Linked DNA regions of Homo sapiens: regions 2, 3, 4 and 5 are each linked to region 1. Evidence: chromatin loops called from intact Hi-C (ENCODE). Cell type or tissue: GM12878. All regions are shown on one strand.

The links. Hi-C counts contacts between places; a loop is a spot of excess contacts. Peaks named below come from ENCODE experiments on the same cell type or tissue, not always from the same donor. Only the 100,000 strongest peaks of a DNase experiment are listed, where the experiment ranks them.
Region 2: it touches region 1 in a loop (6-fold over the local background); 4 of 110 quality-filtered maps call a loop at or near these places.
Region 3: it touches region 1 in a loop (4-fold over the local background); 6 of 110 quality-filtered maps call a loop at or near these places.
Region 4: it touches region 1 in a loop (8-fold over the local background); 3 of 110 quality-filtered maps call a loop at or near these places.
Region 5: a loop joins it to region 1, with 3 times the contacts of the local background. A loop is called at or near these places in 3 of 110 quality-filtered maps.

What each region holds. Positions count from the first base shown.
Region 1 is chr1:183,839,799-183,844,798 of GRCh38, reverse strand. The region is part of intron 2 of RGL1 (ral guanine nucleotide dissociation stimulator like 1); the gene reads right to left. Among named protein-coding and RNA genes, the nearest start is that of RGL1, 37 kb to the right of the region's middle. RefSeq lists an enhancer at 2,962-3,011. In GM12878, no CTCF peak of the experiment used is centred here; DNase peaks (open chromatin) are centred at 1,107, 1,338, 2,108 and 3,060; H3K4me3 peaks cover 1,920 bases; H3K27ac peaks cover 4,398 bases.
Region 2 is chr1:183,908,947-183,913,946 of GRCh38, reverse strand. RGL1 (ral guanine nucleotide dissociation stimulator like 1) reads right to left here. Exons shown (of 18, transcript NM_001297671.3): 15 at 1,679-1,865. Among named protein-coding and RNA genes, the nearest start is that of RGL1, 110 kb to the right of the region's middle. RefSeq lists enhancers at 1,600-1,769, 2,246-2,335. In GM12878, no CTCF peak of the experiment used is centred here; DNase peaks (open chromatin) are centred at 1,456 and 2,426; H3K4me3 peaks cover 1,039 bases; H3K27ac peaks cover 4,701 bases.
Region 3 is chr1:183,895,322-183,900,321 of GRCh38, reverse strand. RGL1 (ral guanine nucleotide dissociation stimulator like 1) reads right to left here. Exons shown (of 18, transcript NM_001297671.3): 10 at 2,425-2,514; 11 at 86-172. Among named protein-coding and RNA genes, the nearest start is that of RGL1, 93 kb to the right of the region's middle. RefSeq lists an enhancer at 2,041-2,200. In GM12878, a CTCF peak has its summit at 2,122 (motif pointing right); a DNase peak (open chromatin) is centred at 2,631; H3K4me3 peaks cover 1,089 bases; H3K27ac peaks cover 4,850 bases.
Region 4 is chr1:183,687,002-183,692,001 of GRCh38, reverse strand. It overlaps a transcript of RGL1 not described here. Among named protein-coding and RNA genes, the nearest start is that of APOBEC4, 36 kb to the right of the region's middle. In GM12878, no CTCF peak of the experiment used is centred here; a DNase peak (open chromatin) is centred at 2,061.
Region 5 is chr1:183,602,594-183,607,593 of GRCh38, reverse strand. No RefSeq gene overlaps it. Among named protein-coding and RNA genes, the nearest start is that of NCF2, 15 kb to the right of the region's middle. RefSeq lists enhancers at 2,825-2,914, 3,066-3,360. In GM12878, no CTCF peak of the experiment used is centred here; DNase peaks (open chromatin) are centred at 194, 2,613, 2,853 and 3,233; H3K27ac peaks cover 3,676 bases.

The sequences.
Region 1 (5,000 bases):
CTCTTAAGACTGTTGACTCAGATCAGGGTCTAATAGCTGTTCTTTATCACTCTATATGTAGTTTTAGAACAAACCTTGTAGTACCCATCTGTTCCCCAGAAGTTCCAATTAACTTTATCAGAAACAATAAGTGAAAAAGATATATGGTTTAGAATTCTACATGTTATTAATTATTTGGTTCACTGTTGCTTGAAGTGTGTGCCGTAAAACACTAGTTCCAAAAAAAACTCCTATGGTCAAGTTTGGGAACTATAGAGTTCAACAAAGTCAATGATATCTCTTTACTGCAGAATTTCTCATATGCCAACGGTGTTATTCAACTCCAAGAGAGGGGTATGGTATGCAGCATTTCCAGATGGATTTCTCTTTAGTCTGAGAGCATCTTGCAGAACTTCAGAATGCACATACTTTGAAAAATTTTGGCTTATTAAATTACTGTAATGCATTTAAAACTTAACTCATATTTACCACTTTTCATTTAAAAAAGAAAAATCAAAACATTATAAAATATAATGTTAATTTTTATTTTCAAATGTGTATTCCTTTGATCTCTTTATTAATACAAAAATGTCAGGATGTTTTGTGTTTTGTACCTTGTCACTTCAAAAGACCTGGCCAAAATAATTGTCAGCCTGCATGATATTCAAAAGTAGCAGTTAGAAAATATACTTCAGGATGGGAGCGGTGGCTCACGCCTGTAATCCCAGCACTTCGGGAGGCCAAGGGGGGTGGATCACCTGAGGTCAGGAGTTCAAGAACAGCCTGGCCAACATAGTAAAACCCCATCTCTACTAAAAATACAAAATCAGCCACGTGTAATGTGCGTGCCTGTAGTCTCAGCTACTCAGGAAGCTGAGGCAGGAGAATCACTTGAACCCAGGAAGCGGAGGTTGCAGTGGGCTGGAGATTGTGCCACTGCACTCCAGCCTGGGCAACAGAGCGAGACTCCATCTCAAAAGCAAACAAACAAAAAAAAACATGAAAATATACTTCAATGTTAAATATTAACAACAATAAAAGGAATGGCTTCTCAGTGGTTAGGGATAGTCAAACTCTGATTTAAATCAAGCTTCCTCGCCTTGTGATAATAACAGTGTTCCCTTACCAAACAATGTTGAAATTTGACGATTCTTATTTTACTTACAATGGAAACTCTACTTTAATTCTAAATCCTTCTTATCAAAAGTGATGATTATTTAAAAGAACTATTTTTTCACCGAGTATTGACGTGTCCCAAAATTCAAACACAGAGAAAAATGCTTGTCAAAGGACCTGATGAAGTGGGTCCCATTTCCTGCCAGAAAGCAGAGATTTGGCAGAAAGCCAGGGTTCTCCCTTGGGAATGGAATTATGTTTCTCATTAACCCAGCCCCTCTCTTTCAGTACTTTCTTACTCGGAAAAAATTTCAATATGCATACATGATTCCTGTAAGTCCCTTTAACAGTATTTGTTCCTCAGGGTTTGCATCTGTGCATTAGGAAGAACCACATATGACCTAACAGAAGACTAATAAAATATTTTGAAAATTTAGATTTAAAAAATAATTTTCAAAGTGAACATCAATGACAATATCATAAAATAAGTATAGAATTGCTCTTGTGCCTACAATCATTCTCACACAAAATAACAATGCATGTTAAGTTATCAGAGAATTTGCTTAATGTCATTTTCTGTAGAACTGCTAAATATCCTAATACCTGCTTATTATGGCAGGGGAAAGATCTGATGACTTCTAATTTGCCAACATTCAAATAGAGTACATTTCTTATGAAACAAAAACTTAAAATGATCTGCTTACCACTGAAATTATTTTGAAATGAAACTGTACAGAGGGGAAACACAAAAAATACTCTGCCATATGGCCCGACAAGAGAAGCTAAAATGTTAAAAGTTTCATTTTTGCAAGAAAAGATTCCTATAGGTCTGTAAGTGTTTTAAGAGACTTTAGGACCTGTTTTTGCTTATATTATCTTAGTAACTTTGAATTATTAAGTTGAAGACGAAAGGGGTGGAACCCTTGTCAGACAAGTGCTTAATAACCCAGACTTAGAAAGCAAGACACGGAGGCCTGAGCCTGTCCTGTGGGTTAGCACGCTAACAGGAAACAGCTCAATCTGGATTTAATCATAGACCGTCGCTTTACTGACAAGATCACGGTACTGTGACCACAAAAATGTTTCATGTTTGTTTTTTTGGTTGATCTTTGTGCCTTTAGAATCCAGCTTTTTCTAAGAGAACATGTCTGAGTCCTATGGGGTAAATATCTAAAACTGTGCCCAAGTGTCCTACCAGGTAATTTCCATAATTATCGATTTTGGCATGAGACGGAGAGGAAAAAGGGCATGTGAGAGATGAAAGATGCCATATTTCAATTCCGTTTCCAGTCATGGAAAAATAAACTCTTTCACCTTCTAAAACATAAACTGTTAACCAGTTGGGTGTTTCTAATTTGAAAAAAAAAAAAAGTCCCTTCAATCAAAATAATAATTCAGTCATCTGATAGTTTAACAGGGAACGTGTTAAGCAAACAACCTCATTAGGATGGAGACAGTATGGAGTCCTCCACACCATGATCACTCTTCAGTATATCAGTTCTCAGGCATCTTGGCCTGAGCAGCAAAGTAAATAGTGAGTACTATTCCAGCTGTTAACTCCCTCCAAAAATCTAAAACCCACACCCAATCCCTACATTCATCCCCAAACACCAAAAGTAAGTTTTATGCTTCCTTTTCATATGCCCTACAACCACTATCCAGCAACAACAAACCACCACAATACAGGCTGAGGATCTTTTATCTCAAATTCTTGGGACTGAAAGTGGTTTGGATTTCAGAATTTTTCAGATTTTGAAATATTCCCACTATACTTACCATTCAAGTATCCCCATTCTGAAAATCCAAACTGCAAAACACTGCAATAAGCATGGATGTTGGAGCACTTTGAATTTCGGTTTTAAGATTAAGGATACTCCACCTGTATAGGAAAACCCACAAGCTGACTCACAAATAAGCTCTGCTCATCTCTCCATATTACTCAACTGCATAAATTTCTTTGCCATGCAACAAAATTTGCATCATTCTCTCAGCAGAAATCATGTATGTAATGACACCCAGCAGAACATGACAAGGCCAATACACCTGAGTACTACAGTGACTATTTACACACAGGACACTCAGAGATGTTAAGGTAAAGTCTAGAAAATACTTTAGGGCCCATGATGTCAAGCTCAACATGAGGTTCTGCCTTGTGTGAACTTTTATTAGGTTGGTGCAAAGGTGATTATGGCTTTTGCCATTAAAAATAGTGGCAAACTTAACAAAACTTAAACCAAAACTTGTCACAATCACCTTTGTGCTAACCTAATATTGGGTGGGAAGTCACTTTTTTGCTAGGTTAGGGTTGACAGATAAATTACAGGATGCCCAGTGAAATTTTAATTTCAGAGAAATAATGAATAATTACATACTATGTGGTATAAGTATGTCCCATTCCATGTTTGGGATCTATGCATACTAAAAAAACCTATTTGTTATTTATCTGAATTTGAAATGTAATTGTGTATCCTGTATTTTTATGCTACTAGCACATACACAATGGCTGTCTTTTCCATTTATTCATCTACTTATTCAGCTACATATTAACTAAATGGTACTATGTGCCAGGCACTGTGCAAGGTACTAGACATATAAAGGTAAATAGCATGCAGTTCTGGCAACCAAGTTGTTCAGTCTGGTGAAGGAAACAGACACAAAGAAACCATTACAATAAAATGTGAGTAAAATGGTGGAGAGAGAGGCAAGACATGGAGGGAAGCACCAAGAGGGGCCCAGTGTAAAGGAGGTGTCAGAAAAGGCTTCTTAAGTAGGTTCTGTCTGCACTGGGTTGTTTTGTTTTGTTTGTTTGTTAGAGATGCAGTCCATCTCTATTGCCCAGGCCGCAGTACAGTGGTGCAATCAGGGTTCAATGCAGCCTCAACCTCCCATGCTCAAGCATTCCTCCCACCTCAGCCTCCCAAGTAGCTGGGACTACAGGCACGCACCACCCCAGCTAATTTATTTATTTATTTATTTATTATTTATTTATTTATTTATTTATTTTTTAGAGACAAGGCCTCGCTATATTGCCCAAGCTGGTCTCAAACTCCTGGACTCAAGCGATTCTCCCACCTTGGCCTCTCAAAGTGCTAGCATTACAGGCATGAGCCACCATACCTGGCCTGCACTGGGTTTCACATAATGAATGAGAGTTAACTATGTTGGGGAGGGCACAGCAGGCAGAGAAACAAGCATTAAAAAAGTCATGAAAACGCTATCCCAAAGTATGGAACTTTGACATGCTGAGGACTTTGAACTAAAGGAATTGGAAGGCCTCAGAAGCAGCCTCAGAAGCAAATTCTCTGACCTTTTCCTGCCCTCCTGTCTCCTACACTTCTTTCTCCCTTGAAGTGAATCATAGAAACCAGGATTCCTCCTTCCCAAGGTGAGTCATAGAAACTAGAACCCCCTCTTATCCTAAAGCAAGGCTTAAAGCCTGGAAATATTGCTCTAACCTCCCTCACCTTTTTGTTTAGAAGCTGACCATAAATTCTCTGACCTACCTTGTCTGATAGTAGATCATAAGACCCTCATTCCATAGGGGTCCTGGCCCACACCCAGGGGGAAAGAAGAATACTACAAAGAGTGGCCAGGAAGAATCTGAACAGACAGGCCTTGCTGGGTTCCCCCTTAGTCTATTACCATTAGATCATACCCGTTTCATCCAATCACATTTCCACATGGCTGTCCATTCTTCATTGACTCTAAGCATAAAAATGGAAAGTTTCCTCTGGCTCTTTGGGCCATTATTTCTGAAGGCTCCCATGTCACATAAAACTTTGATTAAAGAAATCTGTTATGCTTTTCTCTTGTTAACCTGTCTTTTGTTATAGGAGAGTTACCGATGACCCTTATGATGGGTGAGGAAAGGCATCATACCTTTCCACCACTACAGGGGGAAAATG
Region 2 (5,000 bases), 69 kb before region 1:
CGTAGGTGTCCACGAAGGCTTTCTTTCAATATTTAGAGCATGAATGATTGTATCCCCTGGATTTCAAAGCAGAAAGCTAAGAAATCCAACTAGAGCAGCAAATTAGTCATCTCAGTTTGATGAATCCTGAATATGATGCTTTTCCTGGATTGGCTACATTATGACAAAGTCACTTGAGGGTTCCAGGATTACCACTGTTGTTTTAACACCATGTGAAGCAACACACATGTCCCCTTGAAGAGCAGCAGATATAAACCAAGGGATGAAACCATTGCCAACATTCTACCTTACTGACCTAACCATAAGCTAAGGAGCCAGAAGTCACTATTGAGTAAGCTTGGTTAGCCAGAAACCTTCCCCAAATGGTGCAAATTCTAGTTATGTCATAGTTGACTTTCTGATCCAAACCCTTCAACCAACAGATTGAAGCAGATGTGTACAGAAGATTAACACTGATATTGGTGGGGTGCGGTGGCTCATCCCAGCACTTTGGGAGGCCGAAGTGGGTGGATCACCTGAGGTCAGGGGTGTGAGACCAACCTGGCCAACATGGTGAAACTCCATCTCTACTAAAAATACAAAAATTATGCGGGCATGGTGGCACATGCCTGTAATCCCAGCTACTCGGGAGGCTGAGGCAGGAGAATCCCCTGAACCCAGAAGACAGAGGTTGTAGTGAGCCAAGATCGTACCACTGCATTCCAGCCTGGGCAACAGAGTAGTGAGACTTCATCTCAAAAAAAAAAAAAAAAAAAAAAAAAAAAGAAGACTGGTCTTAATTAAGATCTTAAGATTAAGATATTTTGGTTTTTAAATTTTTATTTATGCAGTCACAGAAAATAGAAACTCGACGGAAATTCTTTTATCACCTCTCATCAGTTTCCTTTTTTCCAACATGGGAGAATGTATCCTTGTTACCAATCCCTCATCTTCCCCTGCAGCTGTGCCCTTTGCACTGTGATTTCAGAGTTCCTCCCACTAAAACTGGAGCCTATTTCTCTGCTTCATTTACTTATGTGGAATGTGGCCACATGATTACTTTAGCCAATAGAATGTTGGTTGATACGACTCAAGTAAAGGCTTGACATATGCTTGCGAGTGGGCTTGCCCTCTTGCTTGTCCGTCTTAGCATGCTAAGGGCATGCCCTGGGTAGCCCGTTACTCCAACAATAATGAGAGGCAAGTGGAACAGACCTGGACCAAATCTGTGGCCTAGTGTCAAGCCCAACCTAGATCAGCCAACCAGCAGATACATAAGAGAGATAAATAGTGGTTGTTTTAAGTCACTGACTTTTGGAGTGGCATGCAATGCAACATTATTGTGATAAATGCTTGGCTAAGACAAAACATGGCACCAAGAACCTGACACATCTCCATCTCTGACTTTTTGCTCTTTCTAAGAAGTCCTACTTCCCCTAAATAACTCCAGTGCCTTAAGAGGTGGGTATAGAACAATATTTCAAAGGCCAAATGAATAAACGAAACTGCTTAGTGCTTTTACACCTGTTTCTATTAGTAGTATGTCCCCAAATTGAACTCTTCTTTTGATGCCTGTTCAAAACATGACTTTCAAAATACTATAGAGTGATCCACTTAAAAACAGACATTCCTTGCTGTGGTGTGGCAAAGAGCATGTAGGTGCCTGCATTAGGAATTATGAGAAGGGTTGAGTATATACCTTTTTTTGAGGCTCATCAGGGGTGTCCATGGGAGTAATGGAGCCCTCCTCAGCCTCTGAGTGGTTCGACTCGCAGGATGACACGCTGACAGAGTCCATGCTTTCACCAGAGCTCCCGCTGGCAGTGGACTTGGGCTGCTCTTTGGTGGGAGTGGGACTGGTGATCATGTCAGACCCTAGAAACAGTCTGGAAAAAAACAGAATGCCAAGCATTTGGGCTGTTACAAATCTGGAATCCATGATTAGGCAAATATTTTGTGTTGATTAAGCCCTTGATGTTTTTTCAGTCTTGTGTGTTCTGTCATTATTATTTTAGGAGGACATTCGCTATAAAGTTTCTAACAAATAGTAGTAAACATCTTGTCCCAAAAGAGTATTTCCAACTTCAAAGAACACATAGATTATTCAGTACTAATCTGAAGTCTTTCTAGGTCAATGGTCCTCTACATTTTAACAGTCTATGGACCACCTTGGCAGGATCAAGATACCATCAGCATACCCCCATCACTTCCTACCATAAAATGATCTTCACAGGCAAAGAAGGGATGGCACTGCTTTGGGTAAGAAACCAAGGAGGAAGACTTCTATTTCCAACAATCTGTGAACTACAGTATCCTAAATGCTTCCTCTATAAAACAGCTAGATAAGAAATATTAAAAACTCTTTTTAGTTGAGCTTGCAAGATAGGAAGGGAAATCCCTACAGGCCTTAAGTGAAAAAGGAACTGAAAACCAGAAGCACGCGAGCTAGTTCTGCAGCTGCTCTGGTGGGGGAGTGGGAGGCCCCAATCTTGGCAAAATAGTGATATGGGTTTTAATGCACACCCAGGGCCCAAAGATGAGGGTTTCTGTTTATGAATGGTGAGGAGTTAGAACCAAAACTATATACAGCCAGGGCCCACAAAGGGCTATACCCTTACTAAAAAGATAGGCCAGAAAAATATCTTTCTACTAGCATAGGAAGACAACAGGGAGACTGTTCTTGCCTGAGCATGGAAAGAAGAAAAATGTCTCCTATGAAGTCATGTGTGAGCTGGGTCTGTGCCTCACTCCAATTTGCTATTTATGTGGTCTATGGGGTTAGAAACTCTCAACCGGTGACACCGCTAGTAAACTAGATTTTTTCTTAAAAAAAAAGAAAATCTTGCGGGAGGGATATACCTTCAGCCCAGGCTTCAGAGAATCCCCTGATAAAGATAAACTCGTGATACAAAATTACAAAATACACACAAGGAAATATTCCACTGAAAGAGAGAGCCAACAGGCATAACAAAAAGCAGGCTTAGACTCCTGAGAACTTCAAATTTGAGAACTGTCAGAACAAAACTAATAATGTGCTTATTCATCCAACAAATATCTGCATGTCTACTATAAGCCAAGCTGCAAAATAAGTATGTTAGGAAATATTAAAGACATAAAAGAAGAAATTGAAAACCGGAGCTCAGAGCAAGACATCCTAATAAAGGAAGAAGATAATTTGAAAAACATTTCACCTCTAAGTGAAAAAGGTGGTGACTTAAACTAAAACCTCAGTGGAAGGATTAAATAACTTGAAGAAAAAAATCATGAACTAGATGACAGATCTGAAGAAAATCCTCAAAAATCATCATCAAAAGATAAAGACATAGAAAGAACAGTGAAAAGATATGGAGAAAGCAGTAAGAAAGCCCCAGGTATGTGTAGGAGGAGTTCCAGAAGACATGGAGAGGATGGAAGAAGGCCCATATCAGAAGAGATGGTGGCTGAGAGGATTCCAGAACTGGTGAACCATAGGAATCCTCCCATCCAAGAGCCATGTCCTGAATAGGGTAAGACTAAACTCCCACTTAAACTGGTATATCAAAGACAAAAGAAATTCTTAAAATCAACAGGGGGCCAGGCACAGTGGCTCTCAAAGTGCTTCCAGCACTTTGGGAGGCCGAGGCAGGCTGACTGCCTGAGTTCAGGAGTTCAAGACCACTCCAGGCAACGTGGTGAAGCCCCATCTCTACCAAAATACAAAAAAATTACCCAGGTGTGGTGGCATGTGCCTGTAATCCCAGCTACTTGGGAAGCTGAAGCACAAGAATTGCATGAACCCAGGAGGCAGAGGTTACAGTGAGCCAAGATCACTCCAGCCTAAGCGACAGAGCAAAACTCTTTTGAAAGAAAGAGAGCGAGTGAGGAAGGAAGGAAGGAAGGAAAGAAGAAAGAAAAGCAACAGGAGTGGGAACATAAAACAGAGGAATAGTAATTAAGCAGATACCACACATCTCAAAAGTAACCATGGAAGTCAAAAGACACTGAATAATATCGTCAAAGTGCTGAGTGAAAGTAACAGTCAGTATTGAATTCTATACCCGTCTAATATAATTCTAAGAAGGAGGGCAAAATAAAGACTTTCTCAGACTAAGACTGAGAAGGTTTACCGTTAACAGATTTACACCACAAGTAGTGGTAAAAGGAGGGCGGGAGTCAGATTAAGAAGGAACGGCATGCAAGGCAACTAGCACGTGGGCTGAACCTAAACAAGTACTGACTATAAAATAACAACAATAATAGAAACAATGAAGGTGAACTTGATTTTTTATTAAATATTTTCGGAATTATATGCTTGAATTCCAAGAGCTCAAGCATATTTTTGCTCTGCCTTATCTCTACCCTGCTATCTCCAGCCCCATTTTCCCTGTCTTCCTTTTATGACCCTTCAAGCATTACAGGAGCATTACAGGGACTATAGGGGTATGAGCTAAACTCTGATCACAGAAGCAAAAATAATGCCCTTTCTTACTGCTTCATAAATTACAAAGGTAGATCTTGAAAGGATGTCAACTAGTGGTCCTCCATCCATTATCTCAGAGTCTCTAGGGTTCTTCCATTTCTACAATTCAGTAAGGTCCTGCTTTGTCCTGCGTTGTGAAGGTTCATTCTGGCTCAGTAGTAGGCATCTCTAACTTTCAAACTAGGCCTAAGCACCCAAAGTTTTCTCCAACCTCTTTGGAATGATGAGCCATTGAATGTGGGAACAGCAAAAATGCATTTCCCAGATTTGTAAACATGCTAAGAAGATCATGAAATCTTTTGAAAAATAATGGTATGCAAACACCCTTGTATGTACAAGAAATAAGATGGGGGCATATGAACTGCTTTCATAATAGATGCCCAAACTCAACTGCAGATACCAAGGGTTATCCCAGCAAGATTTTACTAGTAAGAGATGTACTGAGTACCTACCACACTTTGTGAAGGGCATAGCACCCTCACAGTCCTGCCCTCTCTGGATTTCACAGTAAATGTTTTCATAGGACTGACCACTTGTCTGTGTCAGTGAAGACAGAGGATCC
Region 3 (5,000 bases), 56 kb before region 1:
AAAGATACTAAGAGAAGTTAACTACTCTTTAGGGTATCCAGTGGGAAGGCTGCAGGCCCGATCACACCACCCACATGGAACTCACCTCGATGTAGTCCTGAAGGGCAGTGTCAAGCATGGTCAGGTCAGTCAGGAAGGTGCCCAGGTAGGGCACAGTTCCCTGCATCACACCCTGAAGAGCATCCAAAGCAAAACTGTCTTTATTGTCATTGAAAAGTTGAGGGGTTTTAGGAATCTTCAAGCTGGAGCAAATGGATGTATTCAAGGCCTAACTGCGGGCCAGTGGTGCTAACCTCCATGAATAACATTTTTTAAATTTCTACACAAATAGGATAGAAACTCCATGATCTAATATCTAACTTGTGAAATCATGAAAACCAAGCCTCAAAGCCAGGAGATCATACACATCTGTTCAAAAGTGTTGACTGTGGGGTTTATGTTTTGCTTTGGCTCAAGTGAGAAGGATGTCTGTTCTCTTTCAGAGCATGGGGACATTCCTGGTAGTTGGGGATGGCACTGGATAGTCATTGCCTCACCATTGGCTGTTGTACACAGAGAAGTATGTACCACAAAAGCATGGGGCATCACTATTAATATAACCCCTTGGGCTAGACTTGGTGACTAACTCTCAAATAATAGAGGAGGGAAAGAGAAAAACAGTAACTTCTGAGGAAGAACCTGGCAAACTCTTCCTTAACCAAGTAATAAAGATCAACATCATTCGTGTCACCATCAACATGACACCAGATGTCACGCTGAAACCATTCATTCACTCCTTGATGTGATGTGATGAGAAGGGCACTTTACTCTGTGATATTCTTTCTAAAAATCCAGAAGCTCAGTCTAATCACTAGAAAACAGCAGACAACCTCAAACTGTGGAACATTCTACAGAATACCTGGATAGACCCCTTAAGACAACCAAGGTCATAAAAAACAGTCAAGAAAACACTGTCGTAGACCTGAAGAGACAGGGGTGACAGACAACAAAATGCAGTTGGTATGCCGGATTGGGTCCTGGAACAGATAAGAAGATACTAGTGGAAAACTGGTGAAATCCAAACAAAGTCTAGATTTTAGTTAATAGTATTATGCCAGTGTCAGTTTCTTAGTATTGACAAATGTGCTATGGTTTTAGAAGATGTTAACAATGAGGGAAACTGCACTTCTAGCTTTGCAGCTTTTCTGTAAATCTAAACTTATTCCAGAATAAAAAGTTGGAAATGAAGGTGGAGGCACTTCTACCTACAACTGCAGGGATACACTATATTCATTTCACTAAATCTCCTTTAAAATCATCTCTCTTCTTCAGTAAGCCACCAAGGCACTAAACATCCTAAAGGAAAAGTAAAAAGCGGTCCCCATGGATCCCTTATCCTAAATCTCATCAAGCCAATTCTGGAAATTTTGGCAGAACACAAAGCCTCAAACAGGGTAAAGCCAGGCTGCTTGACATGAGGCTGGCTGCTTCCTCAGCCAGAACTGCTTTGTGAGGTTCATACCAAGGAGGGTTTTGTCCTTCAGGAACTCACTGTCAGCTGCAGTGTGTCCTTCCCATTCTGTGTACAAGGTCTCATCCTGTACTAAAATAATCTATTTTTTTGGTAACAGCTATTTTTAGCTTGTCTTTGAACAACCAAAAAAGTTTGTAACACTGTGAATGTTTTATAGGCTTCATGTTGCGGAAGAGTCCTATCATTCAAAAACATTTCTTACTTACGTTGAGCTTTCCAAAGAAAGAGAAAACCCTCTTAAAGCAGAATATTTAGAGTTTGTCAGTCTCTAATCTCCTCCCTCTGGTCTTCCACACTTTATGCTAACAGTCAGAAGTTTAAAATGAAGCTAAAGTTGATAATACCTATCTTTCAGTCTTCAGGAGGGAGGCATGATGCTCCTTTAAATATTGAAAAACTATAAAGATTTGGTTAGCCTTGGGATTAGTAAGGAGAGCTGGGCAATGGCTAGATTAGAACAAATGAAAAGATCTCTGAGTACAAGGACCAGGGCCCTGTGGAGAAGACACTCTTTCTCCTTGGTCACCATGTATCAGAAGCTGACTACAGTAGGAAGCTCAGGAGGCCCTCAGGCCAAGGTGGAGCAGCTTCTAAGTGCAGGAGGGGGCGGAAGAGACTGCAAGAGGGAGGAAGTCGACCTGCTGTAGACTCCCCCTCACCTTCAGAAAACAACTTTGCCAGAAAACAGGATTTGCCACCCAGTGCTTACTTCCTACTAGTTGAATGAGGGTAATCATCTCTCTCCTATAGACCTCCCAGGGCTGCTGAGAACAAATGGGGTAGAGAATGGGAGACCCTTTCTGAAAGCCTGGGTGCCCTGTTGACTGAAGGTGCCAGTGCCATGTGGGAGCCCAGACGCACACGGCCCTTCTCCTCTGTGAGCTGTCAGGGAAGACGAGGGCCAGACATACCATGTCCTTCTGGAGCTGCAGCCGCCTCTGGGTACGCTTCTGGTTTTCTTTCACACTGCTGTCCAGGTTTGCAAATTTTGAGGTTCCTTCCTGAGAAACAGAAATGCACACAGAGGGAATTGATACAGGATGCCACAATGGTAAGAAGTAAAGAGGCATCTAGTTTCTCGCACACAACCCTGCATAACTCTCGCTCGGAACACCATGCAAAATGAAGAGGCCTCCAGCAGGCTCTCACGATGTATATTATGCAAATACTTGGCTGGCTTGTTGCAAGTTGCCTATTTATAACGAGGCTGGTGGACTTGGATTTTCTTGTTCTTCCCCCAACTTTGTTTTTTTTTTTTTTGAGACGAAGTCTCACTCTGCTGGGAAGGCTGGAGTGCAGTGGCGCAATCTCAGCTCACTGCAACCTCTGCCTCCCAGGTTCAAGTGATTCTCCTGCCTCAGCCTCCCGAGTAGCTGGGATTAGAGGAATGCGCCACCACCTGGCTAATTTTTATATTTTATTTTATTTTTTGTTTTTAGTAGAGATGGGGTTTCGCCATGTTGGCCAGGCTGGTCTTGAACTCCTGATCTCAGATCATCCACCTGCCTCAGCTTCCCCAAGTGCTGGGATTACAGGCATGAGCCAGCCACCACACCTGGCCTTCCCCTTACTTTGTAAGAAGATCACCTGATTTGGTTATGAAAGCAATCATCAATACAAGCCAGGCAATTCTCATAAATGAAGACATTTTTACAGATCCCAAATTAAACTCAAAGTAATCAGATATCCTGAAAACAAAGATCGACTTCCTCAGTACATTTTGTGATTTCTCGATCTTGGCCTGAAATGGATGTGCCAGCATTCTGTGAAAGAAAGGGACTACTTCTGTAGCATTTCTTAGCTAAATGAAACTTTTGCACCGGAAGTTTTCTGAGGAAGTCCAATATTGTACTACATGACCAATCCATAAAAGTCGAACTTTCACACATCCCCAGCCCCCAGTCAGTTCTTCTAAATTGCCTCTCAGGTTTGGAACTCTTACAAATCAATCCTTCCTCCTGGTGCCTGAGGACACATGGCTACCCTTTCTCTCCTCCTGTCTATTGTAACAACAAACTCTTCTATATAATGAGTAATCATGAGTTTGCTGACTGAACATTAAGTGCTTTTGCGGTTTTGGGGTCTTGTTAAGTTCTCATTTTCCAGGAACTGCATGAATGGGGGGGTAAATTGCACAATTCAGTAGTATATAACTTCTACACTAGTTTTTCCTTAGTCACTTTTCCTGAGATTTATGTATTACCATAGCACGTGACCTTCCACTACTGTACAACCACAAAAGGGTTTTTTTCAGTGGCTTGGCCTTGCTGATAGTGATAGAGCATCAACATGTTCCATCTCTCAGCCTTAACTCAGGTCCCAGGTACACTACTGGGACAGAACCCACAGTGACTCATTACCTATTTAAGTTCTTCCCATCACAAATGATAATAAAGAGAGCCACTATTTAATGATCTCCCATTCATAGTTTTTCACAGGGATGAATGAAAATAGCCTATACTGGACATGGCGGCATGCGCCTGTAATCCTAGCTACTCAGAAGGCTGAGGCAGGAGGGTCGCTTGAGCCCAGGAGTTCAAGTCCAACTTGAGCAACATAGTGAGACCCCACCTCTAAAAAAAAGAAAGCAGCCTAATATGCGCCTTTCCTGTGCTAGATAGTTGTGAGTCCTCCGAAATTCTTGAGAATTTGCTTAGAGTGAGAAATCAATTATGTCTGACTTGAATAAGAGTGCCCACCTCTTTCCGGTGTGTAGGTCCTTCTGGTCTCCCTCCAGTATGTCAGTTATGGGCAGAGGAATAATGTATCATAAGTTATTGTAGACATGGCTAAAATTCCTAAAGAGAATTTCTGAAAAGTTCAAAGGCTCCTAAGAATCACAGAATAACAGAGGTGAAAGGGATCTCAAAAGAGCACTTAAGACAACCTCCTCATTAGATAGGAGAGAGAAACGCCTGAGATGGGGAGCTACAAGACTTGTTGATTCCATGACTTTATGATTTCATGAGAATGAGATTCCATCCCTGCTAGAGATCTAAAAAGACCGACGAGTCCCTATTATTCCAAATGAGGTGTCAACTGAAAATCCACTTACCTGCCACATCCAGCAGTTTCAGTTTTTCCTTCCTCAGCCCCAAATCTCCTACTCTGCAATGTCGCACAACACCAATCCCTTGAACCTTCTTGAAAGTTTTCATAGGTTTTTGTGACTGTATCACTCATTCTCTCCCCCTGCCTCCTCTGCTGTTCTCATATTCTCTTAGTGATTCTTCTTTTTGTCAAAGTTATCCTCTTGTTTTCTGCTGTACTCATGTCTTTGGAAATACTATCCAATCTCATGATTTTAATCATCACCTATGTTTGGATAAATGCCAAATCTCCCTCTTCCTCCATCAATCTCCTTCTCCCTCTCTCTCTCCTTTTATCTCCCCCTCTGCCCTTCTCTTCCCTCTCCGTCTCTTAGTGCAAATGGCTTGCTTAAGTCTCACCTTTTCTTTATAACCATCTTTAGCAGAGTTCAGCTACC
Region 4 (5,000 bases), 150 kb after region 1:
GATTCAATAAATAAGATTAGATCACCACAGAAGTGATAATACATTTTGAACATTCACTGAAGTGGCCCTTTATGTTGAATCATTAAGAGTTGAATAGTCTATTTTTCATAAAATTGTATGATCTGAGCATTTTTCTTAATGCTTGACTTTAAGGCTATTAAAATTCAACATTATTAAATTAACATTAGTTATGCATATTTCAGGTTTATAAATCAAAAATGCACAAGTTTCCAGTGTCAACAAATTTCTCAGGTCCTCCAATTAAACTGAATTCTATGTAAAAATATGGCTTACTAATGTTTAAGATATAATTGAGGTTTATATACCTATTCATTCTCTCAACATTACTATCTTCTTTAACTATTATCCAATTAATTACTCTCCTAAAGATAGAATTATGGGAAAATCCCTTTTGTATTATTCGTTTGCATAAACTTAACAACTTTTTTGTTCCTCAATTACTGGGCTCTTATCAATTACATAAACCAATAATATGAAACTCTTTTTTATTGCAATCCTTTTTGGAACAAGCCAGGAAACAAAGGAACAGCTTATTTTTTCATAGATCTCTTTCCTTCCTCCTTAACTCACAATTGCAACATGATAGAGCTATCACTTCAGGGCATGTGATAGCGTAACACTCACCCAGAAGTAGAAATCCATCACTCCTATCTCTGATATATTAGTATGTTAACCTCTAGTTGGCAATGGCCCAAAGAGGGGCTCCAATCCAAATGTTTTCTATACAAACTGAGCATCCAATATTAAAAGAATCCGCATCTATGGCAAATAACCAAGTCATGTTCATTTTATTCAGTTTTTATGATGAAATGCAGATTTTTCATTATGAGGCAAATCCCTACATTCAAAAACCTAAATAGAATAATCCTTAAAAAATAATGTTTGCTGGTTAAAGCACTAACAATTTTTATTTTTATTTTTTATTTTTATTTTTTAAAGTTCCAAAATTTAATTTATACTTTAATCTACAAATCCAAAAATCTCAGTGAACCCCAATCAGGATATATACAACATAAACCTCAATTAGGCATATCATGTCAATGACAAAAGCATAAGTTGTTCAAGAAGTGATCTTAACATGACTTGCTTTCCATTAAAATAACTTGAGTCACTACTTGATGTCATAAACTTCAAATATGCTAACGTGCTAAGTATAAAAAGCAAAACTATTAACAAGTAGAAGAAAAATCAGTGGGAGAATGGGCATACTTTTACATGATCTGGTTGAAATACATTCTTTTTTTTTTTTATAAGTACCTCATCTTTCTAGCACTAACAATTTTTAAAAATTATTTCTGCCTTTGAATTAAGTATATTTTCATTTGGGCAACAATGGGATACATTTTCATTCACTTTTAGTTCAGTAGTTTCTCTCAAACAGGCAGTGTAGCCTCCATCGCTTAGATGATCTCTTTTGACAATCAGCTAAAGATACAGCATGTTAGTGATACACTTTCAGGGAAAGATCATTTAATAAATATTGATACCTATATTGTTAGCCTGAATCTCCCTCCTCCCTTCACCTCCCTACCCCATCGAATTCTTCCTTTTTCCCTTTCTTTAAGACTTCATGAAAAGATAAATAATGATAATGCTACCTATTCGTGATTACAACTACAAAACGTAACATTCTTTTAAAATCTGCATCTACTTCTTTCAAAGCTGAGAATTCTCCCTGGAAAACTGCTCATATAAACATACATACAACATTTTGCAAATAATTCCAGGGGTTCAAAGCATCTCTAAAATCCATCCATAGGTGTAGAAAGTGTCTGTGGTCTCCCAGAGTAAACACTGCTCCACAAGCCAATTCCCACACAGCCACCCATTCAACTCCCACCTAGCCCAAGGCTTGCCACTTCATCAGCCCTTCCTTCAGTCAATACTGCTGAGCCCAAATTAACTTGTGGCTCCTCATGAAGCCTTTCCAAGCTCCTTCAACTCATGTGGGTTTCTAACTTTTCTAACTTCCTCATAGACACACAGTCAAGTCTTACAACTTAGCCTTCAATTTCCCTCTAGATGATTCATACAGGTAAATTAGGCCCTTAAACCTAACTGGTAAACCCCTGAAAGCAGATACAATGTACCTCACATCTCTGCAGTTTCCCCCACAGCACCTGGCACAGTGCCAGAAGCTGAATGAATGTTTTTTATTGCATAATCAACCCATCCCTCTGTTCATCTTCTGGGTAGCCTCTGTCCCACCACCCCTACTTGCCCCACAAGGATGAGGCCAGGAATCACAACTTTATGAGTTGTATCTATGTTATGCAGTGATCAGGAGCTATCACTCACTTTTTTATTTATTCACTCAGCAGACATTTATTAAGTTCTTACTATATGTCAAGCACTAAGGTAGGTACTGGAAATACAAAAGCTACAGAAATGTAAGCAAATTATTGATGATGTGTTACATGCAATAACAGAGTTACATACAAGGCAGCAATAGAAAGGAGCAACTATCTATCTAGAAATGTTAGTGAAGTCATAGTGGAGAACAGGGTGCTTGAAATAGATGCTAAAAAAAATTGGTATGAATTTAAGCAAATGACCCAGGATGGGAAACACATCCAGGAGAGAAACAGCAAATGCAAAGACACAAATGCATGAAGATAAAATGTCTCTTATCCTCTCTTCACCTTCCCTGGTCAGCCCTGGCATGAGCCTCCATTTCAGTAAGGCCAATTCAGTTCACCTTTAGGATTATTTACATGAACTAAGTAATGGGAATATATATTTTTTAATTTACTAAGATGCACTGCCTAGCAAATATGAATTTCAAAATACTAAATAAATTTAGTATTGTGGGTTTGGAAATCCAATCCAAATCCAAATTATGGGTTTGGAAAGAAATACACGTGGCTGACTCAACATTCATTTTATTGGGTTATATATTTTTATAGAGAATATTTTTAATACAATTTTAATTTTAATGATCTGTCTGCCTTTAAGGGATAAAATAACATCAAGAAAAATTGCTGTAAAGTTATTTATTCAATGTTTCCATTCCTGTGTCATTTACCTCTCCAAGTGAATTTCAGTTTCTCTGTCTGCTGGCTTCGTAAACCTCTCTTTGGACTTTAACAACTATGGAATCATTTTTACTGTGAAGTTTAATATCCTGCTTTAAAATCCAAATATGATTCACATATTGCATCTTCAATATTTCTAAAGCAAAATGGTCTGCTTGGAAATTTTTTTAAAATGACTTTTCTCCAGAATACTTAAAAACATACCTTCCAATATCTGGAAAGGGGACTTATTTAAATACATGCATAATACTGTTTTCCTGCCTTTTATTTTAAGAAGACAAATTAATAATACTGCTGAACTAATTTTAACAAATACTAATGGTATTAAAATGCATCAATAGTCTGGCTTAAAAAAAAGTTGAAAAAATGTCAAGAATAAATGGTTGCAGAGGCGTCAGTCTTGGCACTTAATACTTTTTCAGAGACCTGAGCCTGTAATTGCTTTTAAAGACATGAAAGTCCTTGCTGTCTCTCTCTCTCTCTCTCTCTTCAGTAGATCCAGAGATTTCATTTTGAGAGCCTGGAGGATGCTCCAAAATTTATAATAAAGACATAAAGCCTCACTGATGGTGCTATATAAAAGGTGTTTTTACTGTTGTTAATCTCAGATACACATAAGCAAGCAAAAATTTCCCAAGGAAGTAATTTAAAACTATTTAGAGCTGTTTCATGAATCTCTGAGTTCAGATCTTGGCATCTTTGTAGCCATTGGAGTTCTGGGACCACAAAGTTGAAAACATCAAGAGAATGAAGCCCTGGATCCTCATACTAGAATGGTGAGATAATGATAATCAGGATAATATATTACACTTGTATTGTGCTTTATAATTGTAAGAATTATTTCCCAAGATTCATCTCATGTGATCATCCTAAACCACCAACAGAAATAACAAGCCTAGATTTCAGAAGCAAGACATCCAAGGTCATGTGGCCAGCTAGTGGCAAGACTAGAATCAAAACCCAGATCTTGCTGACACAAAATACCTTTTCCATTACACTAGATATAGAATGACCAATCAATCTCTCTACCCACTCTTCCCTCACTTTGTTTTCCATTTCTTAAAAGAATCATTGATTTTTTAAAATATATAGTATTTCAGGATCCTCAAACCTTCATTTTAAGTTTCCAGTTTTAAAAATTTATTCATTGGCCCGGTATCGAGTTCCTCTTTATTCAAAGTTAGCCTTAGTGGAAGAAGGGCAGTCCAAAGCAAATAAAGATGTTTTGCATTCACTTCTCTTTGTTCCCTTTTACATCATTGTTGAAGCACATACTGAATACCTCTCTCAACCAGCAAAAGTTTCTTCCCAGTCATTTGTTGAGCCTTGCTTCTCTGAGAAAGCACTGTGATGGTTTCCTTTTCAGGTTTCCACAGAAAATCTCCCAAAAAGATCTCAGGGAGCATAAAATGCATTCAGCAAGGCCTAAGTGATACTGTATATCTAAGATAATAAGACTCTAATATCAATCTCAAGAACACATTATTAAATAAAAGTTTTTCAGTTCTTTCAACGCTATACAAAACAGCGCTGAGAAAACCAGCAAAGGAATAATTTTCCTGAATTCCCAACTACTGAACAAGCACCAGACTTCTTCTATTAATTAATTTGTTTGTTTACAGGTTCAACACGAAACCTACCTGCCAGCAGTGTTCTAGGTCTTGGGGATTCAGTGGTGACAAGATAAAAGTTTCTGCCTTGCAGAGCTTACATTCTAGAAGGAAAGTAAGACAGACAATAGATCCAAAAGCCAATAATACCAGATATTGTTAAATATAATGAAAAAAATAAAAAGGTAATAGAATAGCACATAATGGTGATGACAGACAGAGGGGAAGCAGGAAAACCAATTGGGATGTGATTATGTTAGCCTAGGTAAGAGATGAACTTATGTTAGGGAAACGTAGTTAGAATCAGCATGTGCTGATGGATTGATGTCACGCT
Region 5 (5,000 bases), 240 kb after region 1:
TAATTAGTTACCTGAATTGAGTAGGTAGTATCTGATATTTAAAGCTACTTCATGGTCAACTAAACACATTTTTTTCTTCCTCAGAACTCTATCTTGAAAAAAAACCAAAGTCCTCTGCAAAAGGACATTTCCTGTTTGTGAACTGTGCGGTGCTCTTCCTCAGGCCCGGTAGGCCAACCCCACTGTGTGTCTGGGTGTCCAGCTGGTACCCAGTTTGCTCTAGAACCTAGAATCTGAAAACAGCTCAGTGGGAACATCAGCAGATGACACAGATTTTTTCCAGAGAGTTAAAATGAAAGTCCCAGGGTGCCAAGATTCATCTGCTTCTTCCTCAGGCAGAGAAAATCTAAGTAGTTGAGTGTCTCTATGTGGCTTTGGCAAATTACATTAGCAGGACTTTATTTGTAGTTTCACAAATAATCTCGGGAAAGCTAGAAGGCACCAAACTCCAGTCCTACTATTAAAGAGCAGGACAATCAGATCCTCTGCCTAGATTTTCTTTTGTCTTTTATTTGTTTGTTTTAGACAGGGTCTCACTCTGTAGCCCAGGCTGGAGTGTAGTGCCACAATCATGGCTCACTGCAACGTCAACCTCCCTGGCTTACAAGATCCTCCTACCTCAGCCTCCCAAGTAACTGAGACTACAGGTGTGTGCCACCACACTGGGCTAATTTTTTTAATTTTTTATTTGTAGAGACAGGGTCTCATTTTGTTGCTCAGGCTGGTCTCGAACTCCTGGGCTGAAGTGATCCTCCTGCCTCAGCCTCCCAAAGTGCTGAGATTACAGCCTCCCAAAGTGCTAGGCACACCTGCCCCCCGCTGCCTACCTTTCTGTCAAGATGTCCCAGCCCAAGCCAGGGAAGAAATCTGGGAACGTGCAGGTGGCCCTATGGGATTTGAAAAGGCAGTTAGGTCCAGGGAGCTCACTGACAGCATGGATGGAGCTACAGGCCCAGCTCCCTTCAGCCAGCACCTTTGAGGCTGAGGCAATGGGGTGAGCTCTTAGGAGGCCAGCACCACAGCTCAAACAGGAAAAACACAGCACCATGCCAGGAACTCCAAATTCCAAATGTCTTGGACATTTTTAAAAGGAGTCCCTCCTTATCCATGCTTTCATGGCTTTCATATCCATGCTTTCCTTAACCATGCTTTCATATCCATGGCTATTTTGTATTTATTTTTACATGTATTTACCTTTACAGAAACTTGTTTTGGTCCCCATGGTAAGGAAACATTTCTAGTTTATTTAAACTTTTAAATGTTAGGAGGCAAGGCTGTGAATTCAAGTATGAAGTCCCTCAAGATACAATGTGCCCTAGCAGGCTCTCATGCTGACTTCTCCTGCTCCCAACCTCTTCCCCAGTTGCCAAGTTCTGGCCTTAGTCCCTGCTACCCTCAAGAAATGACAGCTTTTGTACTTGTGTCAGTAGAAGGGTTTGGGTCTATCAGGTCATGGATCAGAATTTTAGAACACTTCTAAGGGCCAAGTCATTCCCTGCCCTAGGCAGAATAGCATCTCTGCTTTTATTGTTTGTTTGCTTGTTTGCTTTTCAAGACAAGGTCTCTGTCGCCCAGGGTGGAGTACAGTGGCAGGATCACCACGGCTCACTGCAGCCTCAACTTCCCAAGGCTCAGGTGATCCTCCTGCCACAGCCCCCTGAGTAGCTGTAACTACAGGCACATGCCATTGCATCCGGCTAATTTTTGTATTTTTTTGTAAAGACGGGGTTTCATCATGTTGCCCAGGCTGGTCTTGAACTCCTGAGCCCAAGTGATCTGCCTGCCTTGGCCTCCCAAAGTGCTGGGATTACACGGGTCAGCCACTCACTGTGCCTGGCCCATCATGTTTGTTCTTAATAGGAAAAAATAACCAGGTTTATGGCTGAAATGTCTTTGACATGCTTTGGATTCCAGGAAAGAAAAAAATAAAATGTATTTAGATTCAATGAAATGCTGGGGAGGTGGCAATTTCTCTTTCCCTCTTCTCTACAGAGCACAGATTGGCTTTAGAGTCAGACAAACCTGGGTTTAATCCTCATCATTTATGAGGTCTGTAACCTTAAACAAGTGATTAATACTTAACCTAAGAATTAGCTTCTTTTACTATCAATGGATTTGGGTAAGGAACAAATGAAATGATGCATATCAAGCACTTCAGAGCTTTCTTGGCACATAAGAACTTATAGAGAATAACTGTTACTGCCAGGACCTCTCCTGCCCCTGAAGGATTCTAAGCCTCTGCAGCCACAGCAATCAGATATATAATTGTCTTCAGGGCAAAGCTTGCAAATATGGACTCAGGCTCACCTTTGGGGAGCCACCATGACAATGGGCAGTGACAGTAGAAAAAGAGGTTGTAGCGGAGAAGGTGTCGGGCAGGTCCTGCTCATTTTTGGCAGAGGCCTGAGAACTCTGCACACAGTTGGTTTCAGCCTTCTGTTCCCCAGCCTTCTCTAAAGTAAAGAGAGAACATGGGTAGACGTGTGCCCTTCCCACTTCCGCACACCTATTTGGGGAGGACTTAACGCTGGTTGGCTGCAGCCATCACTTCCTCTCCACATCCACACTGCCTTTGAGGCACGTCCTACATCCTAACTTCTGTGTCCGGAAGAGGGGAAGTGCATGTGGAACATGGCTGCTTCTTTACCTCAGACCTCGGCTCCGTGCAGCTGGGGTCTGAAGAGCCCCTGAGTCCCTGTGACTTGACACTGACTCCTGTGAGGCCGTAGAGATTTCTCAGCTTATTTGGTGAACTTTGTTGGAAATGAGTTGGGGTTTTGGCCTAATTTAGCTGCCGAGTTCTGTTTAGGAGGAAGGCAACTAATGAAGATGCAGAAAGGGGAAGAAAAAACATGTTTCATCATGGGAAAGGTGTTACCACAGACTGACCAAAGTTTCAGAAAGACTCAAGCCTACACAGGCTTGGGAGCCCAGTGTGAGGAAGACACAGAGGCAGAGGGGCGGGGGCTGCAGACCCAGGGTTGCCCTTCTCCTGGGCTACTCCACCTGTGGGCAGCATGATTTCTTCCTTTTCACAGTTCAGGGAGAGCATCCAGCCCTTCTATCCTCTCAGCCCCCACTATCTCCTCAGCTCTTCACAACCTGACTTCCGCCTCCTCTGCCCACTGCCCCAGCTCGGCCATGACGTCATCATGGTCTTCAGCTTCCCCTCCCCTCCAGCAGCTCTCCGCACCGTCCACCTCCCTCCTTGAAGAGCTGAGTCAGATGTGGCTGACCGCAGTGGTCTCACCTTCCTCCTGCCTCTCTGACATTTTCCCACAGTCTCCACTGGCTCCTTTTCCCCAGGGCTCCAGCTGTCTTTAATTAGGGCCTCCCCAAAGTTCAGTCCCCATTTATTAAAGGCCATATCAGTTGTCTTCAGATTTCTGCTCTCGGGAGACAATATGGCCAGAAGCATGCCTTGAGAGTCACTTGTATGAAAGTGTAGGGGTGGATGAGGTTACCACTCCATTTCCTGTGGCAGTCACGGGTGTCACCAGCCTCCCAGTCACTCTCCTTTGTCTCCATGTGAAATGCCACATTGTATTTGGCATTTATCCACATCCATCCTCTCTTCCTGTGGCTGCCTTAGCATTATTTCTTGCCTGAAATATTGCAATAGCTTCTTGTATGTTTCTTTGCTCTGCTAGAAACCACTTCTCTAGAATTCAGGACACCTCTCCCCCATCTTCCTTCCACCATTCTACGTCCCAGCGGACAGAAGTGGAAGGAGAGAGCAAGAGAGAATCTGGAAAAGCAGTGGATATAATAAAGAGATGTCCACAGCTGGGTGCGTTGGCTCACGCCTGTAATCCCAGCCCTTTGGGAGGCCAAGGCGGGCGGATCACCTGAGGTTAGAAGTTCGAGACCAGCCTGGCCAACGTGGTAAAACCCCGTCTCTACTAAAAATACAAAAATTAGCCGGGCGTGGTGGCAGGTGCCTGTCTGTACTCCTAGCTACTTGGGAGGCTGAGGCAGGAGAATCGCCTGAACCTGGGAGGCAGAGGTTGCAGTGAGCCGAGATCATGCTGTTGCACTCGAGCCTGGGCAACAAGAGCAAAACTCCATTAAAAAAAAAAGAGATGTCCACTTACTAAGCAGATTGTACTAAGCAGACAATCCAAACAGGGAGGCGGAGAAGTATGAGAAACTGTTTAGTGACAAATGACAATCAATTCTAAAGTAGAAAGTCCAGTGTTCTGTGTGAAAGGGGACTTCCACAGCATTTAATGACCCTGGACTATGTCATGAACTATATGGCTTTAATAGTACTGCAGTGTGATGAACTATTCTGCAAACCTTTTGCGTGCTAGGAATTCTAAGGATGAAATGGCTACAGAGCAAACTGCAGCTGAGAGAAAACTGCTTGGAGTTTGGACAGAGGTGGAATTGAGTGTCCACAGGCCAGCTGAGGAGGTGGTACCCAGCACTCTATGAACCCTTCGCTCAAGTCAGCCTGGAGTAGGAGGTGGGAATGTCAGGACAGAGGACTAACACCCCATGAAACAAACAAAGGCTATGCTCATTTTTCTGTCATAAATTTCAGTCTCACAATAAACCAGCAAGTTAGGCATTGCTCTATAATCACTTTGCAGATGAGGAAACTGAAGCTTTTGAGAATTGGAGGGACTTGTGAAAGTTCACTCGGGTAGCACAAAACACAGTCAGGATTTGAATCCAGGATTTCAGACCCCAGGCATGTTGCTTCCTTGGTCTAAACACAGAATAAGCGGGGAACAGGCAGTTAAGTGCTTCCATAGAGCTCAGGGGCCTAATGGGGAAAAACATCACCAAGGTGCCTCCAGACCCAGGCTCTGATCAGTGAAGACCCCCCAGAATACCCAGGGGAAGTTGGTACTAGCCTCCCAAAGCCACTCTCCTGAGTGACATTGAGAGCATCCTATAGAGAAGGCCATGAGAGAGATAGCACTGGGACAGATGGTGTCAGCAGAGGGGACTCCAGACCACAGCAGAAGTGACCAAGCTTTAGCTTCCTTAGA